Linked DNA regions of Homo sapiens: region 1 is linked to region 2. Evidence: chromatin loops called from intact Hi-C (ENCODE). Cell type or tissue: gastrocnemius medialis. All regions are shown on one strand. Links, peaks and the distances in the headings refer to the core of each region. The heading gives the core; the rest is flanking DNA. Region 1 has its middle 39 kb from the start of MIR1302-1. Region 2 overlaps RPH3A (rabphilin 3A).

What was found. Hi-C counts contacts between places; a loop is a spot of excess contacts. Peaks named below come from ENCODE experiments on the same cell type or tissue, not always from the same donor. Only the 100,000 strongest peaks of a DNase experiment are listed, where the experiment ranks them.
Region 1: it touches region 2 in a loop (2.3-fold over the local background); 1 of 110 quality-filtered maps calls a loop at or near these places.

Annotation. Positions count from the first base shown.
Region 1 is chr12:112,731,900-112,737,275 of GRCh38, forward strand. It overlaps a transcript of RPH3A not described here. Among named protein-coding and RNA genes, the nearest start is that of MIR1302-1, 39 kb to the left of the region's middle. In gastrocnemius medialis, for the core only: no CTCF peak of the experiment used is centred there; no DNase peak of the experiment used is centred there.
Region 2 is chr12:112,847,410-112,852,785 of GRCh38, forward strand. RPH3A (rabphilin 3A) reads left to right here. Exons shown (of 22, transcript NM_001143854.2): 5 at 287-433. Among named protein-coding and RNA genes, the nearest start is that of OAS1, 57 kb to the right of the region's middle. In gastrocnemius medialis, for the core only: no CTCF peak of the experiment used is centred there; a DNase peak (open chromatin) is centred at 3,108; H3K27me3 peaks cover 335 bases.

The DNA of each region.
Region 1 (5,376 bases), core at 257-5,256, 120 kb before region 2:
AAAATCCATAAAGAAGCTACATAATTTGTGTGTTTTCTTGATTCTTTTGACAGGCTTTCAGTGGGCTGGGAAGCCTCGGGCTCATTTCTCAAGTTCCAGCTTCGATCAGATAACTATGTTTGATTAAACATCCTTTTAAACTCATTATCAGCTCAGCAATGACTTCTTTCAAAATGACCTTTCTGATGATCTAATCGCAAACAAGCGTTTCTGGAGGCATGAACTTCAGTGTTCTCTGACTGGTGTCCTTGGTTCGTGGTGGGTCCTGTGGAGGCTTCTCAGAATGATGCCCAAGGGAAAAGCTGGGTTCTGGGGTGTCAGGCCACTCTCTATTACCTTGGCTACTTCTGAGAGCTGGACTCACTTTAGAGACTCAGTTTGGAGGTGGAGGATGAACACGCTCATTTCCAAAGATTTAGAATCTCAGGCTTTGAAGTCCAACACACTTGGGCTGGCATCCCCGCTCTCCATTTGCTAGCCATGTGATCTTTTGGGCCTTGTATTTCTTACCCGTAACATGGGATTAATAATTCCTACTTTCTGGGGTTGTAGTGAGAATTTGATGAGTCCATACATGTGAATGCTCTGGGCACCCTCATTAACGCACGCTAGGTTCCCCAAGAAATGGCTTTGTGGGGAGATGAACGTGCAGGATGTTTAATAAAGAGAGCTCTTGGGATCCACCCTAGTGGGAAGGAGAGGAAGGGAGCAGAATAAGGTAGTGGGAAACATTGAGCTGCAGTGAGGGTCCAGTCATTGCTTCAGCTGACCCCACAGAGCCCTGGAGCTAGAATGGCCCTCGAGAGGTGTCCTGAGTTGGTTCAATATGGTCAGGCCTGTATACTCAGCATTTGTTGAGTATGGGCCACCCTGGGAGGTGTGTGGCTTTGGGTAAGGTGGCTCTGCAGTTGACATAGTTTGCTCTTCCTTGAAGGTGGATCTAGAGTGTGTAACTGTAACCATCAAAACCCTCAGTAGATGTTGGCTATTGCTGTCATTAAGAGGATTAAAAGGTAATTGGACTTTGGGAATGTTTTTCTCTTCTGTAAGATGCAGACCACTGTCTGATTTGAATATTGCATTACAGTTATCAATTTAGTCATTCATTTCACAAATATGCATCAAGCTGCTCCTGTAATGAGCTGGGCACTGTGCTAGGCTCTGGGTCACCTCCCCTGGCACTCATGTGTCTCATGTTTGAGATAAGAACCTCATGCTCTGCAAGTTTCAAGCATGAGCCTGTGCTACAGACAAGGAAACAAGCTCCAAACACACCTGCACAGATTTGCACACACACCCGTACACACACACCTGCACACATACCTGCATATACACACATCTGAACAAATACTTTCACACAAATACCCACACACATTCCTGTGCATATACACCCATACTGGCACGCACATATCTGCACACACATACACCAGCATCACACACACATACAGCATTAAGAGTTGGTTGTGAGGTGTGTTAGGCCTTCTTGGAAGCAGACACATAGTTAGGGGTGCAAGAGGCTTACTGGGGGTTAATGCCTGTGAAAGATAAAGGGGTTGAAGCAGGAGTGTGCAGGGGAAGCCTTCAGCTTGTGATGCAGGCTTGAAGTGTTGGCCCACCCAACAGGGAGCTCCCATCAAAAGACAGCCCAATGAAGAAGCCTCGAATTGGTCAGAAGTGACGAGGCCTTAGTACCCCTGCCATGCCCAGTCATTGACTGGGGCTACCTGAAGAGAAGGTGTCTTGGTTCAAATGCTGCAGCAGATCCCGAAGGTTCTCCTTGCAATGGAAGGAAATTCTTTCTTAAAGGAAGATAGAAGCAGCACTTCTCTGAGGCTGCCAAGTGAGGATTAAAGACAAGCGGATGTGCAAACAAGAACCCAGCACAGAGTGGGCATGGCAGATGCAGAGAAGGATCTGGATGACTTTTCCTTTCCTTCTACCTTTTCCTCATGTGGTTTCATAATTTCTAGCAAAGAATAGGAGAGTGTAAAAGGTCATGCAGCTTTAGGTGGCTCTGGTAACAATAGTATTATTACTATGTTAATCTATTGAATGTTTATTAAGTGCCAACCACTGTACTAAGGAATTTACATCTGTGGCCTCTACACAGCTCTTTGAATTAGATATCTTATTATTCTCATTATACAGATGAAAAAAACGAGGTCCAAAGGGGGAAGTCACTTGCCCAAGTACAGTCATGAGCTGCATAATGATGTTTTGGTCAAAGATGGACCTCATATATGATGGTGGTCCCATAAGATTGTACTACCATATTTTTAGTGTACCTTTGCTATGCTTAGATATGTTTAGATACACAAATGCTTACCATTGTGTTACAATTGCCTACAGTGTTCAGGACAATAACATGCTGTGCAGGTTTATAGCCTAAAAGCAATAGGCTCTACCCTATAACCTAAGTGTGTAGTCAGCTATACCTCTAGGTTTGTGTGAATACACTCTATGATGTTCACACAATGACCAAATTGCCTGAGAGCACATTTCTCAGAACATATTCCCATCATTACGTGACGTGTGACTGTACATGGCGAATATCAGTCCAAGTGTTACCAGAAAGGGGTCCTAATCCAGACCCCAAGAGAGGGTTCTTGGATCTTGCTTAAGAAAGAATTAAGGGTGAGTCCATAAAGCGAAAGCAAGTTTATTAAGAAAGTAAAGGAGTAAAGAATGGCTACTCCATAGGCAGAGCAGCAGCTTGGGCTGCTGGACTCAGGATATTTATTTCTTGATCATATGCTAAACAAGGGGTGGATTATTCGTGAGTTTTCTGGGAAAAGGGTGAGGAATTCCCAGAACTGAGGGTTCCTCTCCTTTTTAGACCATATAGGGTATCTTTCTGACTTTGCCATGGCATCTGTAAACTGTCATGACACTGGTGGGAGTGTCTCTTAGTATGCTAATCCATTATAATTAGTGTATAATGAACAGTGAGGACAACCAGAAGTCCCTTTCGTCACCATCTTGGTTTTGGTGGTTTTAGCTGGCTTCTTTACTGTATGCTGTTTTATCAGCAAGGACTTCGTGACCTGTATCTTGTGTTGACCTCCTATCTCATCCTGTGACTCAGAATGCCTAACCTCCTGGGAGTGCAGCTTAGTAGGTCTCAACCTTATTTTACCCAGCCCCTATTCAAGATGGAGTCACTCTGGTTCGAACACCTCTGACACAAGCTCCCAAACCGAAACTCTTCTCTGACTGCCATTTGCAGTCCTGGGTGTCACAGAGCAGAGATAACAGCCTCGGGAAAATCGCCCAAGGAAGAAACACAATTTAAGAGCTTAGTATCGATTATCCTGGCTGACAGCAAAAATGGCCAATGGCCGGATTCACTGGGAGGTTAAACTCTGGGAAGCTGTAAGGCTTGTAAATTCCACTGGGACCCTAAAGCACTTTGCAGGGAAGTCAATAGAAACAAAAGGAAAAGGCATGGAGAGATGTTGGGGAGAGAAGCTTAGAAACTTAATTTTGAGTGTGTGAGCCTCTAAGAACTCAAATTAGGTAGTCTTCTTACCTCCCTCATTAAACCTAGCAGAAAAAAGCCTCTTCCAGATAAAAATGTCTAGAAATGCCCCAGGGCAGAGGTTTGGAAACCTGCTGTGCTCTTGCCTGCTGGAGTTAAGATTTCGGAGGGAGGACATGCCTTCGTTACTGCCATGTCAGCGGAGGCTAATTGTTTTTTGAATCTGTGCCTGGCAGAGCCTGGGATGGAGAATGACACTTTGCACTTGAGCCTGCCAGAGTTAGGCACCCAGAATTTAGGGTTCACTAGACGCTGGGACAGAGATGGTGTGGAGCAGCCTGGCTTCATGGTGTCCTGACCTTGGTCTTCCCCACCTCCCCCCAAGCCTTTCTTCAGTTCTGACCTGCTCATTGTCCACTCTGCTCAAATACCTTAAGTGGCTCCTCATTGCTTAGAGGATGAAATTTAGGCTGCTCCATGGACCCACTGGGATCTATTCCTACCCTACTTTATTACTCATGCTACACGATTCCCATTTGAGAGAACATTGTTCCCATTGTTCCCTGGGAGGACATCCTGAGACATGTTCTCTAAACGTGCCTTGCCCTTTACTTTCTTCTTGACTTTGCATAGGCTGTTCCCTCTGCCTGGAATGCTTTTCCCCCTCTTCTAAACCCCTACACATCCTTAAAAGCCCAGCTCAAATTTGTCTTGACTTTGACTCATTTACAGTGGGGTTTCTCAACCTTACCACGTTTTGGACACTTCTTGGTTGTGGGAGCTTTCCTGGGCATTGTAAGATGTTGTGTACTACCCCTGACCTCTATGCACGAGATTCTAGTGGCACTACCCCCACCAGTTGTGACAACTGAAACTGCCTCCAGACATTGCCCAATGTCCCTGAGGGACAAAACCACCTCTGTTTGAGAACCATTGCTTAGCCAGTGTTTAGCAGCTTCTTCATTGTTTACCTGACACCTTGTCCAGGGGATCTTGTCTCACTGTGTTGTACTTATTTGCCTTCTGACTGTCCCCTCACTGGACCAAAAGCTCCTTCAGGCTGGGACTTTGTCTTCTTCAGCATCTTGCATTGGCCTGGCACATAGTAAGTGCTGCATAAATATTTGGTGAACACATGGAGAAATGAGACACGGAGTGTGAGCACTGCAGCTGTCTAGAAATGTGCTATTTCATAAAGCCAAGGGCAATTAACGACCCTTGGGATAAGAACAGTGACCACCTCATGGGACTGTGCATATTAAATGCCTTAAAGATTTAAAGCTGTCAGAATAGGGCTGACGCATACTAGGTGCTTAATATATGTCAGCTACTGTTGTTGTTGTTATTTTTCTCACTCTGGGGCTCTCTCTTTCAGAAAGGCTTGCAATTTGAGGGTAACCAATGGCAGGCAGACATGGATAGGTGGACATAGTGGGGGAATCTCTCTTGAGGCTCAACATATGTAAATTTAGGCTACTTAAAGAAAAGTACTTCTGGCCGGGCACAGTGGCTCATGCCTGTAATCCCAGCACTTTGGGAGGCCAAGATGGGAGGATCACTTGAGCCCAGGAGTTCAAGACCAGCCTGGGCAATATAGTGAGACCGAGTCTCTACAAAAAATACAAAAATTATCTGGGCATGGTGGTGCACACTTGAGATCCTAGCTACTCAGGAGGCTGAGGTGGAAGGATGGCTTGAGCCTGGGAGGTGGAGGTTGCAGTGAGCCGAGATTGTGCTACTGCACTCCTACCTGGGTGACAGAATGAGACCCTGTCTCAAAAAAAAAAAAAACAAAATAAAAAAAAAACAAACAAAAGCTACTTCTTTATAAAGTGAGTTGTTAATAGATATTATGCTAAGGGATGAATATACAGACATAGTGGATGAGATTGAGGACT
Region 2 (5,376 bases), core at 129-5,128:
AGAAGTCTACTGTTCTGGAATCTTTTTTGAAATATCTTTACCCTCCAGGTTTCCATGAGCTTGCTGAAAATGTCATGGAGTGTCTACTGTGTACTAAGCACATAGCAAAATAAACTCATTAGAAGCCTAAGAGGGAAGTATGTGTGTCCCATTGCAGAGAGGAGCAGATTGAAGCTCTGAGAGAGATGATCCTTTTGTCCACAGTTTCCCAGACAGTGAGTTTCCCGGCAGGAATTTGAACTACTATTTTCTGCCCACCCTCACACCTTCCCAAATTTCCTTTCAGGCTCCAGGCAGGCTGGTCCGTCCACCCCGGTGGTCAGCCTGACAGGCAGAGGAAGCAGGAAGAGCTGACTGATGAGGAGAAAGAAATCATCAACAGGGTGATTGCTCGAGCTGAGAAAATGGAAGAGATGGAGCAGGAGCGAATCGGGTGAGGCTTAACGCTTCCCATTCACCCCAGAGCTGCTGTGGCAGGAGGGTGTGCTGGGCTGGAGCAGGGCTTTGGCCTCAAACGGGGTGTGCTGGGCTGCCTCTGGGCTTTGCCATTTGTGACTTACGGGGCCACCTCCCCGCCCCACCCCCTTCCCCACTGGCAGACGTGGGATCTTTGTTGCATGAGTTGGGAGAGCTAGGAGAAGAGAAAAGGGACTAGAGGAGAGATTGGGCTGCGAGTGAGGAGGTTCTTGGCTGGGGGTGCATTGAAGAAGGGGCAGGGGGAGGGGTCTTGTGATAGGGAAAGAGGAGATGTCATTGGAGGCTGCAAGAAGCGGGGTGGGTGTGAGCATCAGGTGTCTCAGCTAATCACAGCTGCATAGGGATGTGTTCTGGAGATGAGAGCCATGTAGGTGTCAGAAGGTACAGCTGAGGGCAAGGTTAGGAGGACAGAGAGTAGGTAAAAAAGAGTGTGTAAAAGAGAGAGCATGTTTGAAATTAGTTACTTAAGACAATCGGAGAAACCAGTCCTATAACAGTCAGGCAGCATGTGAGTGAGGAAGCAGAGGTTAACCTGATGGGTCCAGACTCCAAGAACCCGGGGTCCCATGCCAGCTCCCCACTTGCCTGCTGTGGATCTTGGGCATGTTGCTTGACCTCTCTGAGCCCCAGTTTGCTTACTGGCAGAATGGGGGAAATAACAGTAATTATCCTATAAGACTCTTGTAAGTGTTGGGATGACACATGCACAGTTCCTGACCCAGGCTCTGGTGACACTATGTGTTTAATAAATGGTAGGAAGGAGGGGAAAGTGGGGCTCAGAGGGTGGGGATAATGAAAACATGTTTGGGAGAGAAGCAAGGCTTATAAGAAGGATGTGTGAAGAGTGGAAGAGAGTGACAAAATCAATGAGCAGGGACAGTACTGGAGAGCAAGGAGTGGCATGGGTGTGGGCTGGAGCTGGGGGACTGGGGAAAATGTGGGGCATCATCAGGGTGGGAGGAGTGACTGAGAGAAGGGAGTGAGGGTATGTGTTTGGAGGACTCTTGGTATAAATGGAGACTGGCTGCCGGGATACAGAGAGGCCACTGGAGTGGTCTTCCTAGACCCGAATATCAAACAGGAAATGGGAAGGCAGGTTGCTGGGATACCACCTCCACCCTATGCCCCTACCCAAGCCCTTCTGCCAGGGGAAGCCATTGCCAACTGCTTACAGCGGATTTGGGCACTGAGATGCCCACTGATTCCCTACCCAGACACTCAGCTGGGGGTTAACGAGGTTCTTGGATGGAAAATGATGCTCTGGGGATGCAGGAAGTGGATGCCTTTGATTTGAGCCTCTGCAGATAATTGCACTCAGGGCAGGCTAGGGAAATAGGGGGTGTTGTTGACAAGTGACAAACATCTGCCACAGGATGTGTCAGCTTCACACTTGGCCCTCTGTCAGCCTCCTCGGGTGGTCACGGAGGGGATAGGTCTGAGAGGCTTGCTTATGGAGTTAGGTTTTTATTTTGCTTTGCTTTTTAAAAGATATTTCAGGAGTGGGAAGTTCTCCAGACTGGCAGTGTGTGTGTGTGTGTGTGTGTGTGTGCATGTGTGTGTATGTGTGTGTATCTTTATACAACGATGGGCCTCAGTCATGAGGGAAGGAAAGATATGTATGTTAAAGGTAAACGGTGAAAGCAAGAACTCTGTTCAACCTTTTTCTTGCATGGCACTTACCACCAGCTATCACATTTTATATTTTACATATTTTCTTTAAGTATTGTACGTCTCTCCCCATTAGATTAAGATTCCTAAGGGTAGGTATTTTTGCCGGTTTTGTTCACTGCCATATTCCCAAAGCCTGGTACATAATAGGTGCACAGCAAAATATTTGTTGAGTGAATGAATGAACATGGAAGATGAGGCTATCTCCCAACTTCTTTCTACATTGCCTGTGGCCAAGAGGCTTGGGAGTTTATAGTCTTATCCAGGGTCCAAATTCCCAGGGAAAGTACTCTGACTGGCTTATGTCAGATACTATTCCTTGTCCAGTCAACTGCAGCCAGGCGTGCCAAGCCCAGTTGTATCAACATGGCCACTGGGCTGCCTCTGGGGGTCAGGGGAGGTCCTTGTGGACTGAGCAGATCCCAGCTTAAATGATCTAGAACAGGGTAAATGAGGTCCCTGTTTTACCTTCAATGCCCTGCTGTATTCTCCCTACCAACCTGGTGACATGGTGGCAGAGCATTGTGGTTAAGAGCTGGGGTTGCACAGTCAGGGAGATCTGGGTCCAAATTCCAGTTCTGCCACTTACCCACTGCATGCCCTTAGATAAGCCACTTTACCTCCCTGTGCCTCAGTTTCCTCATCTGCAAAATGGGGATAACATTATCACATACATCTGAGTGAGTATTTAATTAGCATGCAAAGGATTATCGTGGTGAGTTGTACAAAGTACATGCTTAATAAATAATGGCAATTATTTAATGGTGAGGTGTTTTTTTTTTAATGAGAAAGCTGATTTTTGACACTAGCTGAAGCCTTTGTTCTAGAAGTCTGCCCTGAGACTCCTGTTTGGCAAGTCCTGAAATTCTAGCAGCCCCTGGCTTCCCCTGAAGGAGATTTGAGAGGCTTCCAGGGGAGCTTGGGCCAAGTCTTTGGTGACAGAATGTCCCTTTGCTGAGACAATGTGTTTTCTGCCTGGCTTCCCAGAGTGGGGAGGACAGTCCCGGAAGATTCTGGCTGTGGTTGTTCCACAGCGCCCTTCCTGCAGCCAGCCCTTGCTGGTAGCATCGCCAGAGGCAAACCCAATGCTATTTGTGTCTTATAAACTCAAACCTGCCCTGATTCCTGTTCCACCCACACTTCCCTGGGAGGGGATCAGAGAAGAGTCAGATGAAAGCCAAGTGAAACATCAGACATGGAGCCAAACTGAAAATGGGGGTGCTAACTGGGGCTCCCACTGCAGAACATGAGGATCTCAGTTAGTGAGCTCTTGGGACCTCAGTTCCCCACCCATCAAATGACTCAGTCTCTTTCTCAAGATTCTTCCTGCTCAGAATCTACAGTATTTTGGGGGTGTCTGGTGAGGGGCCTCACACCCTATTGCTGGCTGTACCTCTCAGAGTAAATGAGCTCCTTCTATGTTGAAATCGCCAATGTAGCTGTGTCCCTTACTGGGTCCAGACATCAGCCCCATGATGCTGAATGTTCTTTTCTGTTATCTGAGTGAAAGCTATCTGGGAGAGTTATGAAATCACTGTTGATAAACATGATAAATAATCATCATGATGGATGCAATTTATTAAGCACTTACTAGGTATGTGCTTAACTCATTAACTGCTCCTCTCAACCTTGTCAAGTAAGCTATTATTATCCCCATTTTGCAGGTGAGGAAACCGAAGCTTAGAGAGTTTAGGTCATTTGCCCAAGGTCGTATGCAGGCAAGGTACACATCCCTATTGGCTGACTCTCGGAACTATGCTCTTAAATGTCTGAGATGTTTTTCCTGAAGATGTGTTGCAAATTCCTAGGCTCTGTAGAACATGGAAATTTTAATTACTCAGGTTTGGAGGGGACATTTTGAGAGCTGGAAGTTGAAACCCTTTCTGTGCTGGCCCAATTATTATTTTCAGCTCTTATTAACCTGTCTTTACCTTCCAAAGCTGCCAGAGCTAGTCTGCATGCTGCTGTGGTTCTGAGAGTTCCAGGAGAGAAATGCCCTCAGGCTTACCAGGAAGCATTGCCTCCCTGGGGCAGTTTTGCAAGGGTTAGCTGTCCCAGGGAGCCCCAGGCCATGCGCAGCAACCCAGAGCAGCTTCATTCCATGGAGCTCATGGGCTTCTGCCAGGAGGAATCTAAATCTTCACTCACCACTCAGTTCACAACCCAGCTCTGTTCTCTTCAGCTTCCCAGGAGGGAGAGAGGATGGCCAGAAGAGAAACTCATTAACCAACCTCATTTTGCCCCCACATTTCTTATATAAGTGCCAAGTGGGATTTCAGAATTTATTTTGCATGCCCGACTGCTACAGATTTTCTATATTAGTTAGGACACTTTGCTCACAAGAAAGGAAACTAATTCCAGCTAGGTTGTTTCGGTCATCTATTGCAATATAACAAACCACCCAAAACTTCGTGGCTTAGAGCAAAACAGTGTATTATTTTCATGATTTTATGGGTTAAGGATTCAGACAGAGCTCTGCTGGGCAGGTTTTCTGCTTCAGGGGACGTGGGCTAGGTTTGCTCACTCAGCTGCATTCAGTCAGTGGTTGGGCTGGGCTGGAAGGTGCAAGAAAGCTTTACTCCCCCGTCTGTACCTTGGTGCTCTTCAGGTAGCCCCTCTCTTTGCATTTCATCCTTCCTTATTCATTAGTCTGGCCTGAGCTCCTTTACATGGCAGTTGGATCCCAAGGGAGCAAAGATAGGTGTTGCCTGGTCTCTTAACAGCTGGGTCTGGAACTGGCAGGGTATCATTTCCATCACTTTCTATTGAGGACAGGAAATAGATCCTATCTCCTTATGTGATAAATGGCATGTGCATGCAGAGGAGGAAGGCATTATTGGTGGCTATCTTTATCCCATTATGTAGAAAGAGAAATTTGATATAAGGGTTCAGAGATATCTCCAGGGATCTGAGGACAAGAACACAGCCTAGCCTCATAAAAGGCCTACTTCTCATCCCATATATTAGAAAATATAGCCACGCTAGCTAGAGTCTCCCAGTTTTTATAGCTCTTCTTAGTCTAAATTCCAAATTCCTACGGAAGGAACTCTGATTGACCTAGCTTGCCCTAGATGCCTGCCCCTCATCCTATCAGCAGTGGCCAGAGGTGCCAGGCTAGACACACGTGGCTGCTGAGCACTTCTCCTGAGCATAAAAGGGCCCCTTTGTGAGTTGCAAAGCCACACCTAGGTTACTCACAGGACTTTTAGAATGTATTAAGTTTGGAATTAG